2 separate regions of the Homo sapiens genome follow, and region 1 is linked to region 2. The links are chromatin loops, found by intact Hi-C in ENCODE. Cell type or tissue: ascending aorta. All regions are shown on one strand. Links, peaks and the distances in the headings refer to the core of each region. The heading gives the core; the rest is flanking DNA.

Region 1 (5,383 bases), core at 285-5,284, 82 kb before region 2:
GGTCCCGATCTCAAACCCAAGAGCAACCAACCCCCTCTCCCTCAACTCAAAATACTTCTTTATGAGCTACTCTTCCAAGGGAAAGGTCTGGATAATCTTATCCTTCAATGTGCAGTCCGAGGAAGAAGTATTCCTTACTGCTTACCTCAAAGATATGATACTTTTTAGAGATACTTGGTTGGGTCTGTAACTCAAGGAAAGAAAGAAAGCCTGGGATCCGGGCTGTTATGAAATAAGGAAGAAATGAAAATGATACCTAACTGTCACTCTCACTCACTAGGGAAGCACCAACCTGTACCATGCTAAGGAGATAACTGGAAGCTTCTTTCTCTCTTAAAAAAAAAAAAAAGAAAATTATTCCCAGTGATCTTTCTTCTACAAAGATCACATTTTGGTTTAATTCTGTGTTTTCACAGTAACTAGGCTTTTGCTTGGAATGCTTCTTACTGTGCTTACAGCGTTCTTGGATGGTTATGAGCTCCAAAAGCAACAGGAAATAGCAAACAATGACCTATTCCCCTCTTCCACTGGGTTTTAAAATGAAATCATAGATAATAACAATAACATTTTTAACACACGGAGATAGGCATTTTCAAACTGTTTTTCACTAAACCAAAGCATGAAAACTGGAAGACATGATTTAAATAGCCTGTTGGCTTCCAGAAAAGGGTTCAGGGTCTATGTCCAAAGCCAGACATAGTTAATTCAACCTCAGCTTCATTCCTGCCGCATCATCTTTACTGAAGGCAACAAAGAAGGGAAAAAATGCTTCGGGAGTTGTTCCACAGGCACAGGAAATCTTCTAGAATATCAATTGTGAGGGAAACATTCCATTGAAAATAGAAAAAACTACATTCAGTGCCAAGTAAAAAGAAATACAAAATGAGGCTGCTCTATTTTAAAGATGTATCTTTGATGTGAATATTTTGCAGAGAACGCAAGGTGACTCCACAGAACAAATATCATCAGCATGACAATGCCATAGGAGCAAAAATATTCCCAAGTCAGTTGATGAGTCGCTGAATTAAGCAACATGTAATACTTGACCATTTCAGCACAGTGGAATTTTTAGAGGCCTTTGGATTTTTGTTGTAATGGTCTTTCAACTAGATAAATCATACCCATGTAAAACAGTCTTGATTTGTTGAAGGTAGGCATGAAAAACAAAGCACAGAGTCATTGGTTGAAATTGGCATCCTTAATGAGGAATTTCCTCAATTGAGGAATTGAGGTTGAACACTGAAAAGTAGATTGTGCCTGCCGGGCGCCGTGGCTCACACCTGTAATCCCAGCACTTTGGGAGGCCGAGGTGGGCGGATCACGAGGTCAGGAGATAGAGACCATTCTGGCTAACACGGTGAAACCCTGTCTCTACTAAAAAAAAATACAAAAAATTAGCCAGGCATGGTGGCGGGCGACTTTAGTCCCAGCTACTCGAGAGGCTGAGGCAGGAGAATGGCGTGAACCCAGGAGGCAGAGCTTGCAGTGAGCCAAGATCACGCCACTGCACTCCAGCCTGGGTGACAGAGTGAGACTCTGTCTCAAAAAAAAAAAGAAAAAAAAAAGTAGAACGTGCCTAAACTTTACACACTTTATCGTAGTAATGCAACAAAAGACTGAGAAATGTTTGTGAAAGTTTGGCTTCATTTGCTGTTCTTCTCTGGCATACATGGCCACTTTGGCTGCTAGAAGCAAAACCAAAAAGGAAAAATGATATTTGCTTACTTACCTTGTCTAATGATGGTGGTTGGCTCTCCACCATGTAGACTAGCTCTCCCAATGGAAGGCTCAGTGATGTCCGTCCAGTAAACCATCTTGTCCACGCAGTCAAAGGCCAGTCCAATGATGACTTTAGCCTGGATGTGAAGACCAGTGGTTAGAATGGTCCATCTACAAGCATCTGATAGTGAGAATCTTTTTGCGTGCCTACAGGCATTTGGATATCTTTTGTAATGAAGTGTCAAGTGTTTTGTTCATTTAAAAATTTTTATTATTGAGTTGTAGGAGTTGTTCGTATATTTCAGAAAAAACTCCTGTCATATACACATATATGCACATCTATATGTATAGGAATTTGTGTGTGTGTGTGTGTGTGTGTGTGTGTGTATATATATGCATAAATATGTATTTTTTGAGACAGGGTCTCTGTTGCCCAGGCTGGAGTGTAGTGGCGTGATTACTGCTCACTGCAGCCTCAACCTCCTGAACTCGAGTGATCCTCGCCCTCAGACTCTCAAGTAGCTGGGACTACAGGCATGTGCCACCATGCCTAGCTCATTTCTTAAAATTTTTTGTGGCAACAGAGTCTCACTGTCTTGCCCACTCTGGTCTTAAACTCCTGGCTCAAGCAAGCCATCTGACTCAGCCTCCCAAAGTGCTGGGATTACCAGCACCAGCCACTGCACCCACCCATTATTTCTTCTCAGTATGTAGTTTGCTCTTTCATTTTCTTAATAGTGTTTGGAAGAGCAAAAGTTTTTGATGTTTAGTAAGTCTAATTTATTATTTTTTCCCTTTATGGCTAATGCTTTTTGAATACTAAGAAATCTTTGCCTACTTGAAGGTGATAAAGAAAAAGAAATAAAAGGCATACATATTGAAGAAGTAAAATTACTCTATTCTAAGATAATATGGTTATTTATGTAGAAAGTCATGGGGAATCTATAAAACTGCTATAATCAAAAGTGAATCTAGCAAGGATGCAAGATACAAAGTCAATATAAAATTATTTTTCTATATACTAGCAAAATATAGAAAATAAACCTTAATAATTGTGACAGCATCAAAAAAAAAAACCAGAAAATATATAAGGATAAACATTTTTAAATATGCAGGATTCCACAATGAATACTATAAAACATTGCAGCATGAAACTATAAAAGACCCAAATAAATGAAGGGATAAATAAGGTTAAATGTAAACAATTTACATTTAAATTGTAGCTGGGACTACAGACATGTGCCAGCACACCTAGTTAATTTTTCTATTTTTTTGTAGAGACAGCGTCTCACTATGTTGCCCAGGCTGGTCTCGAACTCCTGAGCTCAACTGATCCAGCCGCCTGGGCCTCCCAAAGTCCTGAGATTACAGACGTAAGCCAGTGCGCCCAGACAAGGCTGTGCACTTTTAAGATATTCACTCTCTTAAACCATCACAACCAAATGCTCAGGCCTCAACTGTGGGTACCTCCTTCACGGCATCCCATGCCTATCAACTTCTCTGGCCTTCCGTGGTATTAAGGAAAGAGAACATTTCCTTCAGCAAACATGCTCATCAACTTCTCTGGCCCTCCATGGCTTTAAGGAAAGAAAACATTTCCTTCAGCAAACACGCCCAGAGTCCTTTTCCACACATTAGTTCTTACAAAAGTGAGACAGAAAAGGACCAGAGGAAGCAAAGTTGAGTAACATTTTACATGTGATTTGAGTTTCATGAAAATCTACTGGGCTATTGTTTGGTTTGAAAAGCCACTGAGAGTTAGCTCTGAGTAAGCCAGCCTCTCCTCAGACAAGGCAAATCAATTACCTGCCAGTAACTCATTAATGAGTATTTATTAGGTGCTCATTATGTATGACGAACTATGGTGATACATAGACAAAACTCCAACCTAGAAAGAACACTGAGTTGCTTAACTTCTCTAAAGCAACCACCTCAAAACAAGCCATCTGCCCATAGGTTGATTTGGCAAAGCCTTGTCGAGATCTTTTGCAAATTAAAATATTTTAAAACTATAGGAATTCATACTTATGTAAAATTTAGCCATTGGGAGAAACCAGGTGAAAGGTACACAGGACCTCTCTGTATACCTTTCCAACTTCCTGTGGCTCTGATTACTTCAAAATAAAAACTTAAAAACAAAACAGAAGCACAAACTTTTCCCTTGATCAGACAGTGAGGAGTTCCTTTCTTTAGATGCTGCCCATGAGAGGCTCAGGAAGAAGCTGCCGGGCTGTATGATCTCAGCATGTGGTGAGGTTAGATTCTGTCAATAGCCTGGAAACTATTGAAACACTGAATTGTTCAGGTACAAGAAACCCTGGGAGTGGGTTCTTGGTCGTGGACACAGTACTAGGCATTACGAAGCCAGGGAAGGTCTCAGGAGGGAGGGTCTCAGGACCAAGGAAGTGGTGGACCAGGATGATCTTTTACTGGGAAAATCAGGAGGATGAGCACATACTTCCTCCTCAAGGGGTCAAGTCAAAAAGGACAGTGACCCTTACCTCACACCACATACAAAAATTAACTCAAATGAATCAAAGACCTAAATGTAAGAGCAAACTTATCAAACTCTTAGAAGAAAACCAGGGAGAAAGCCTCATGACATTGGATTTGGCGACAATTTCTTGGATATGATACCAAAAGCACAGGCAACAAAAGAAAAAAAAAGGTAAATTGGACTACATCAAAATTAAAAATGTCTGTGCATCATAGGACACAATCAAGAGAGTGAAAAGACAACCCATGGAATGGGAGAAAATATTGCGAATCATGTATCTTTTAAAGAGTTAATATCCAGAATATATAAAGAATTCCCACAACTCAACAACAACAAAAGAACTGATCAAAAAATAGGCAAAAGGATTTAAGTAGACATTTCTCCAAAGAAGATATACAAGCGGCCAATAAGTACGTGAAAAGATGTTCAGTGTCATAAATTATTAGGAAAATGCAAATCAAAACCACTTCACACCCGTTACAATGGCTATCATTAAAAAACAAAAACAGCCAACAAGTTTTGGTAAGGATATGGAGGAGTTTAAACCCCTGTGCTCTGCTGGTGAGTAGGTAAAATGGTACAACCACTGTGGAAAACAGTATGGTTGTTCCTCAAAAAATTAAATATAGAATTACTGTATGATCCAGCAATTCCACTTTGGTATATGTATCGAAAAGAAGTTAAAGCAGGGACTCGAACAGATATTTGTATACCCATGTTCATAGCAGCATTATTTGCAAAAGCCAGAAGGTGGAAGCAACTGCTGATAGATGAATAAATACACAAAATACGGCAGATCCGTACAATGGGATTTCAGCCTTAAGAAAGAAGGAAATTATGACACATGCTACAATGTGGATGAACCTGAGGACATTATGCTAAGTGAAATATGCCAGACACGAATGACAAATACTGTATGATTCTGCTTCTAGGAGGTACCTAGAAAAGTCAAAAGTATAAGGGCAGTAAGTAGAATCGTGGCTGCCAGGGGCTAGGACATGGGTGGAGGGAGAATGGGGAGGTATTGTTTAATAGCTTCAGTTTGGGATGATGAAAAAGTTCTGGAGATGAATGGAGGTGATAGTTGCATAACATTGTTTATATTCTTAATACCACTTTCAACAGGTTTTTAAAAGATGGTGAATGTTTATCCCGTTGTTTCAGCAT
Region 2 (5,383 bases), core at 130-5,129:
CTGATCCTGTGCTCCCTATTGTGGAGGTTCGCCAGGAAACGGGGTCTCACCCTCCGAGGCAAAGTCACCAGTGTACAACACAAGCCAGTGTCAGATGGGGGCCCCAAGTCATCAAAGACATTAGGGCTGGAAAAACTGGCGGGGAAAGCTGCAGGTGGGACGGCGGGAATCAACCCGGGTGCTCTGGAAGGAATGGGATGTCATCAGGCGGCAGAGAAGGGAGGTGGAGGACCGAGCTGGGTTTATTCAGGGCACCATCCCCCAGCAGAGGATGTGGGGAGGGACCGGTTGAAGTACAGCCTTGAATCACAAATTTAGGAATTTGAATTCGCTCTGTCACTCGGAGAAGAAACTATTGAAAGTTCTTGACAAAGGGAGATAAGCGATTTAAGTGGTATCCTGAATAATCGGTTGATCGTTACTTTGGCACTAGGGTGAAAGTAGAGACAGGTAAGTTATTAGAGGACCAAGTCTAAAACATTGAAATGAAAGAAGGAGCAAATCCTGATTATAAGATTGGCATTGAAGAGGAGAAGAAACGAAGTTAAAATTGAGTTCAAGGGTTTGCACTTGGAGGACTGGAAAACCAGTACTGCCTTTTGACGTCAGGGAAGAGGATCTGGGACAGCTGGAGTTGGATATGTTTGATGTCAGACCTATCAGCGGTCAACAGGACGTCCCCGTTTCCTGTCAGCAGCTAAAAGTAACGACCTTGAACCTAGTTTATAATAATTTTTCAGAAAACAGCAAATTCTGTATAAAATTTAGGGGGCATGAGTTCTGAACCAGCAAAGACAGGAAGAAAAAGCAAAGGAAACATGCCTTCTAAGCAAAACACTTTTGATTTACTCATGAGAACTTGTCTTTTTCTTTTGAATTCATTCGCCATCAGAAATAACATTTATTACCCATCAGAGACAGCATGTGTTCTACAAGTATTCATTCATTTTGCACTCACAGTAACCCTAGGAAACAGACCTTCCCTGTTTTACAGAGAAGGGGCATAGAGGCCCAGAGAGGTTAAGTCATGTTGCTAAGGTCATGCAGCTGGGAGCCGGTAAGTGACCCTAGGTGTTCCAGCTGCAAGGACCCCACTTATAACCACTGCATTAAGTGCCCTCTGTTTACTACCTTTTACTGCAGCCTGCAGTCTGTTGTCAAATATGGTGCTTTTCCTTCAGTTCCCTCCCAACAATACAGCACTGTGAGCCCCCAGCCTGCTCCCCAGAAGCACTTCTGACTCTACTCTATGCCATCTGTGTTTCTGACTATTTCTGGGCTTCTGGGCCCCAGCACTGCCTGTTTCAGCTGCTACAGGATCTCTGTATGGAGATTCTTCTCTATCTTCACCCGCACGTGACACGGGCCCCACGACTTCCCCATGCCCTGTGGTTGAGGGAAACCCCAAGCTCAGTAGGCCTTTTTTGGCCTGTGCCTTCAACACTCCTCCTTCAAAAAACCCCACCCCAGCCTCTGTCACACATCAGAGCTGTCTCTGAAGCTGTAGTCTGTGCCTGGAATGCTCTTACCCTTCTCACGAATTCTCTCCCTTTTTGGTACTCAGGCAGCTTCTGAAACTCCTATTGGTCCATCCATGGGACTTTCCTCAGCAACTACAGGAGGAGAGCAGTTCTCTACTTTGCTGGTTCAGCACAGCCTGAATCCAACCTGGCTGAGGTCAAGGCTCTCCATTTACTGGCTGTATAAGCACGGGCAGGTTTCTAAGCTTCAATATCCTTGTCACTTGTATGGGATGTTCATAGTTAAAATCGAAGGATTGTCGTGAGGATTAGATAAGGTGATTCATTAAATGCTCCTAGCTGGGCACAAAGTAAGTATTCCGTTAATATCAAACCATCGTTGTTACCTAAATGTACAGTTTTCGTGATTCTTATTATGTCAATATTTACTGAGAATCTACCATGAGCCAGATTCTATACTAGAAATTCAAAATGCCAAGACCGTTAAGGCACAGTCCTTTCTTTGAGAAGCTCACAATCTATCAGGGAGACAAACACAACAATAACAGTGCGATGCTTTAAGAAATACACAAACCAACAAGAGATATCGCTTGTTGAATGCTGCTTCTGCTAGATGCTTAATGTAGCATTCAATTTAATACTAATAACTGCACAAGCTAGTAGCCCTATGTAGTGAAAACAAGGTTTGCAATGATTAGATAACTTGCCCAGTTTTACACAGGTAGTGAAAGAGCTAGGATTTGAATCCAGTTTGTCCGACACCAAAGCTATTATTCTTTCTGCCGCGCCATCCTGCCCATCTATGGAAGGAAAGGTTTCTCCCTTTATTTCCACCCACAAGATCTATTTGCTCCATTGTTTATACATAATGCTCACGATCTATCTGTGCATGCTTGTGCTCCTTTATTTCATCAGTATCTCTTGGCCTGAGTAAGTCCAGTATATACGGTAAATTCTCTGTCATTTACTATTTATAGCCCTGCACTCGCCTCACATTGCCCAGTCCTTGTAGGACGTAATATTGATGCTGTGTCTCCTACTAGGACAGTGTGTCCCTGTCACTCCTTTAGAATTAGTAGTTCCAAACACATTCATCATCGAATACTTACTTTTATATTGTGCTCTGGACATTTTCTAAGTGTATATAATAATTCGGTCTTTTTCTCTAGTCATTTCGTATGTTTTTCGGGGATAAGAGCTCATTGGGGGCAAGGCCCATGTGCTTTATTTGTTTTCCTGACTTCGCAGAGCCTAGCCCAATGCTGCATACACATTAATAATGTGCACAGTTCTTAACCATTTAAGAACTCACTGATATGTTTAAGAATCATCTGATATCTGCAGTACCAATGGTACCCATAATTCTGTAATATACCAGCTTTAAAAAAAAATGAAACCTTGCTCTTTTGAGATTTATACTCTTTTCTTGATGGCTGTCATCCTGATGAGGCAGAAACACAAAATTTAAGAAGCAGGTCTCAGGCTGTGTGTCTATAAGAAGCCACGGTAACTTTTCTTTTTTTGTGTGTTTGATTTTTGAGATGGAGTCTCCCTCAGTCACCCAGGCTGGAGTGCGGTGGCGTGATCTCGGCTCACTGCCACCTCCACCTCCCAGTTTCAGGTGATTCTCCTGCCTCAGTCTCCTGAGTAGCTGGGATTACAGGCATGCCACCACGCCCGACTAATTTTTGTATTTCTAGTAGAGATGGGATTTCATCATGTTGGCCAGGCTGGTCTCGAAGTCCTGACCTCAGGTGATCCTCCTGCCTCAGCCTCCCAAAGTGCTGGGATTACAGTTGTGAGCCACCACACCCGGCCCCAAGGTAACTCTTCTCTCTGACGATTCAGACAAAAGTCCAGGCAGCTGAGTGGGAAAATAGCTCAATTGGCTATTGCTCTGAAGGAGGCATTTGTTCTAATCTCACTCTCCTGTGAGGATTGGTAACTGACCATGTATGGCCATGGAGCTTTCTTTTATTTTCCAGATGTCATATAGATGTGAATGTATTAGTGTTCCAATTCCAGGGAATTCGCCTAATTCATGAATTTTTTTTTTAATTTTATTTGAGACGGAGTCTCGCTCTGTTGCCCAGCGTGGAGTGCACTGGCGCGATCTCGGCTCACTGCAAACTCCGCCTCCTGGGTTCACGCCATTCTCCTGCCTCAGCCTACCGAGTAGCTGGGACTACAGGCGCCCGCCACCACGCCCGGCCAATTTTTTTTTTTTTTTTTTTTTTTTTTTTTTGTATTTTTAGTAGAGACGGGGTTTCACCATGTTAGCCAGGATGGTCTTGATATCCTGACCTCGTGATCCGCCCACCTCGGCCTCCCAAAGTGCTGCAATTACAGTCGTGAGCCACCGAGCCCGGCCAATTCATGAGTATTTTAAACAACCCACACTCAATTGTGATCTCAGATAAAAATGACACCCTTGGCCGGGGGCGGTGGCTCAAGCCTGTAATCCCAGCACTTTGGGAGGCCGAGGCGGGCGGATCACGAGGTCATGTGATCGAGATCATCCTGGCTAACACGGTGAAACCCCGCCTCTACTAAAAAAATACAAAAAATTAGCCAGGCGTGGTGGCGGGCGCCTGTAGTCCCAGCTACTCGGGAGGCTGAGGCAGGAGAATGGCATGAACCCGGGAGGCGGAGCTTGCAGTGAGCCTAGATCGCGCCACTGAACTCCAACCTGGGCGACAGAGCGAGACTCTGTCTCAAAAAACAAAACAAAACAAAACAAAACAAAAAAACACTCTGACAAAGGATGAGAGTGAAGCAGGATTTGGTGTTCACTTTATTCTGTTTTCAAAGGCGATTAGGATAAAAAGTACCTTGGGAAAACACAATTATGTCCACCTATGTTTGGGAAGATGCCAAGCTTTTCAGGGTAAAGTTTAATTCCTATAGTTCTACATCCTGTTTTCCCATGAACGTTTTCCTGGTTCATTATCATCAGACCTCCAGCATTCACTGCTGGGGTTCCACTTGCCTTTTGTTGTTATTTTAATTTTTAATCTTGATTTATGTAATTTTCAACCTTACATAAAAATTGCAAAAATAATACAAAACGATTCCATATACCCTTATATTCCCATATCCCATATACTCAGATTTTCCTTAATATTAACATTTTGCCATGTTTGCTTTCTCTCTGTCTTTCTCTCTCTCTGTCTGTCTCTCTCTCCACACACTCACACATGCATGCACACACACACAGACACATCGATACATATATATATACATAAATTTTTATCTGGACCATTGAGGGTAAGTTGCAAACATGATACCTCTTTACCTCTGAATGCTTAAGTATATGCTTCTTTAAAACTAGAACATTCTCTCACCTAGCCATAACACAATTGCCAAAATAAGGAAATTAACATTGATATCATACTATAATCTAATTGACAGCTCTTATTCAGAGTTCACCAGATGTCAATATAATGTCTTTTAATAGCAAAAGAAAATACCAGATTACAAACTGCATTCAGTTGTCATGCACTTTCAGTCTTCTTCAACTTGAAAGAGTTCCTCAGTCATTCCTGATCTTTCATGACCTTAACTTTTTTTTTAGAGATGAGATCTAGCTATGCCGAGGCTGGAGTGCAGTGGCTATTCACAGATGTGATCACAGCATGCTATAGCCTCAAACTCCTGGACTCAAATGATCCTCTCACCATAGCCTCTCTAGTAGCTGGACTACAGGGACAAGCCATTGAGCCTGGCCCTTGACATTTTTTAAGAGGACAGACCAGTTATTTTGTAGGCTGTCCCTCAGTTTGGGTTTGTCTGGTGTTTCCTTCATAATTAGATCAGATTTTGCATAAATTTTGGCAGCAGTAACAGAGAAGTGATATTGTGTCCTTCCTAGTGCAACATATCAGGAGGAACATGTCCATTTG

Evidence for each region. Peaks named below come from ENCODE experiments on the same cell type or tissue, not always from the same donor. Only the 100,000 strongest peaks of a DNase experiment are listed, where the experiment ranks them.
Region 1: a loop joins it to region 2, with 7 times the contacts of the local background. A loop is called at or near these places in 21 of 110 quality-filtered maps.

What each region holds. Positions count from the first base shown.
Region 1 is chr1:235,983,650-235,989,032 of GRCh38, forward strand. NID1 (nidogen 1) reads right to left here. Exons shown (of 20, transcript NM_002508.3): 15 at 1,730-1,856. Among named protein-coding and RNA genes, the nearest start is that of LINC02768, 14 kb to the left of the region's middle. In ascending aorta, for the core only: no CTCF peak of the experiment used is centred there; no DNase peak of the experiment used is centred there; H3K4me3 peaks cover 868 bases; H3K27ac peaks cover 1,679 bases.
Region 2 is chr1:236,065,626-236,071,008 of GRCh38, forward strand. No RefSeq gene overlaps it. Among named protein-coding and RNA genes, the nearest start is that of NID1, 3.2 kb to the left of the region's middle. In ascending aorta, for the core only: no CTCF peak of the experiment used is centred there; DNase peaks (open chromatin) are centred at 1,366 and 2,449; H3K4me3 peaks cover 310 bases; H3K27ac peaks cover 2,627 bases.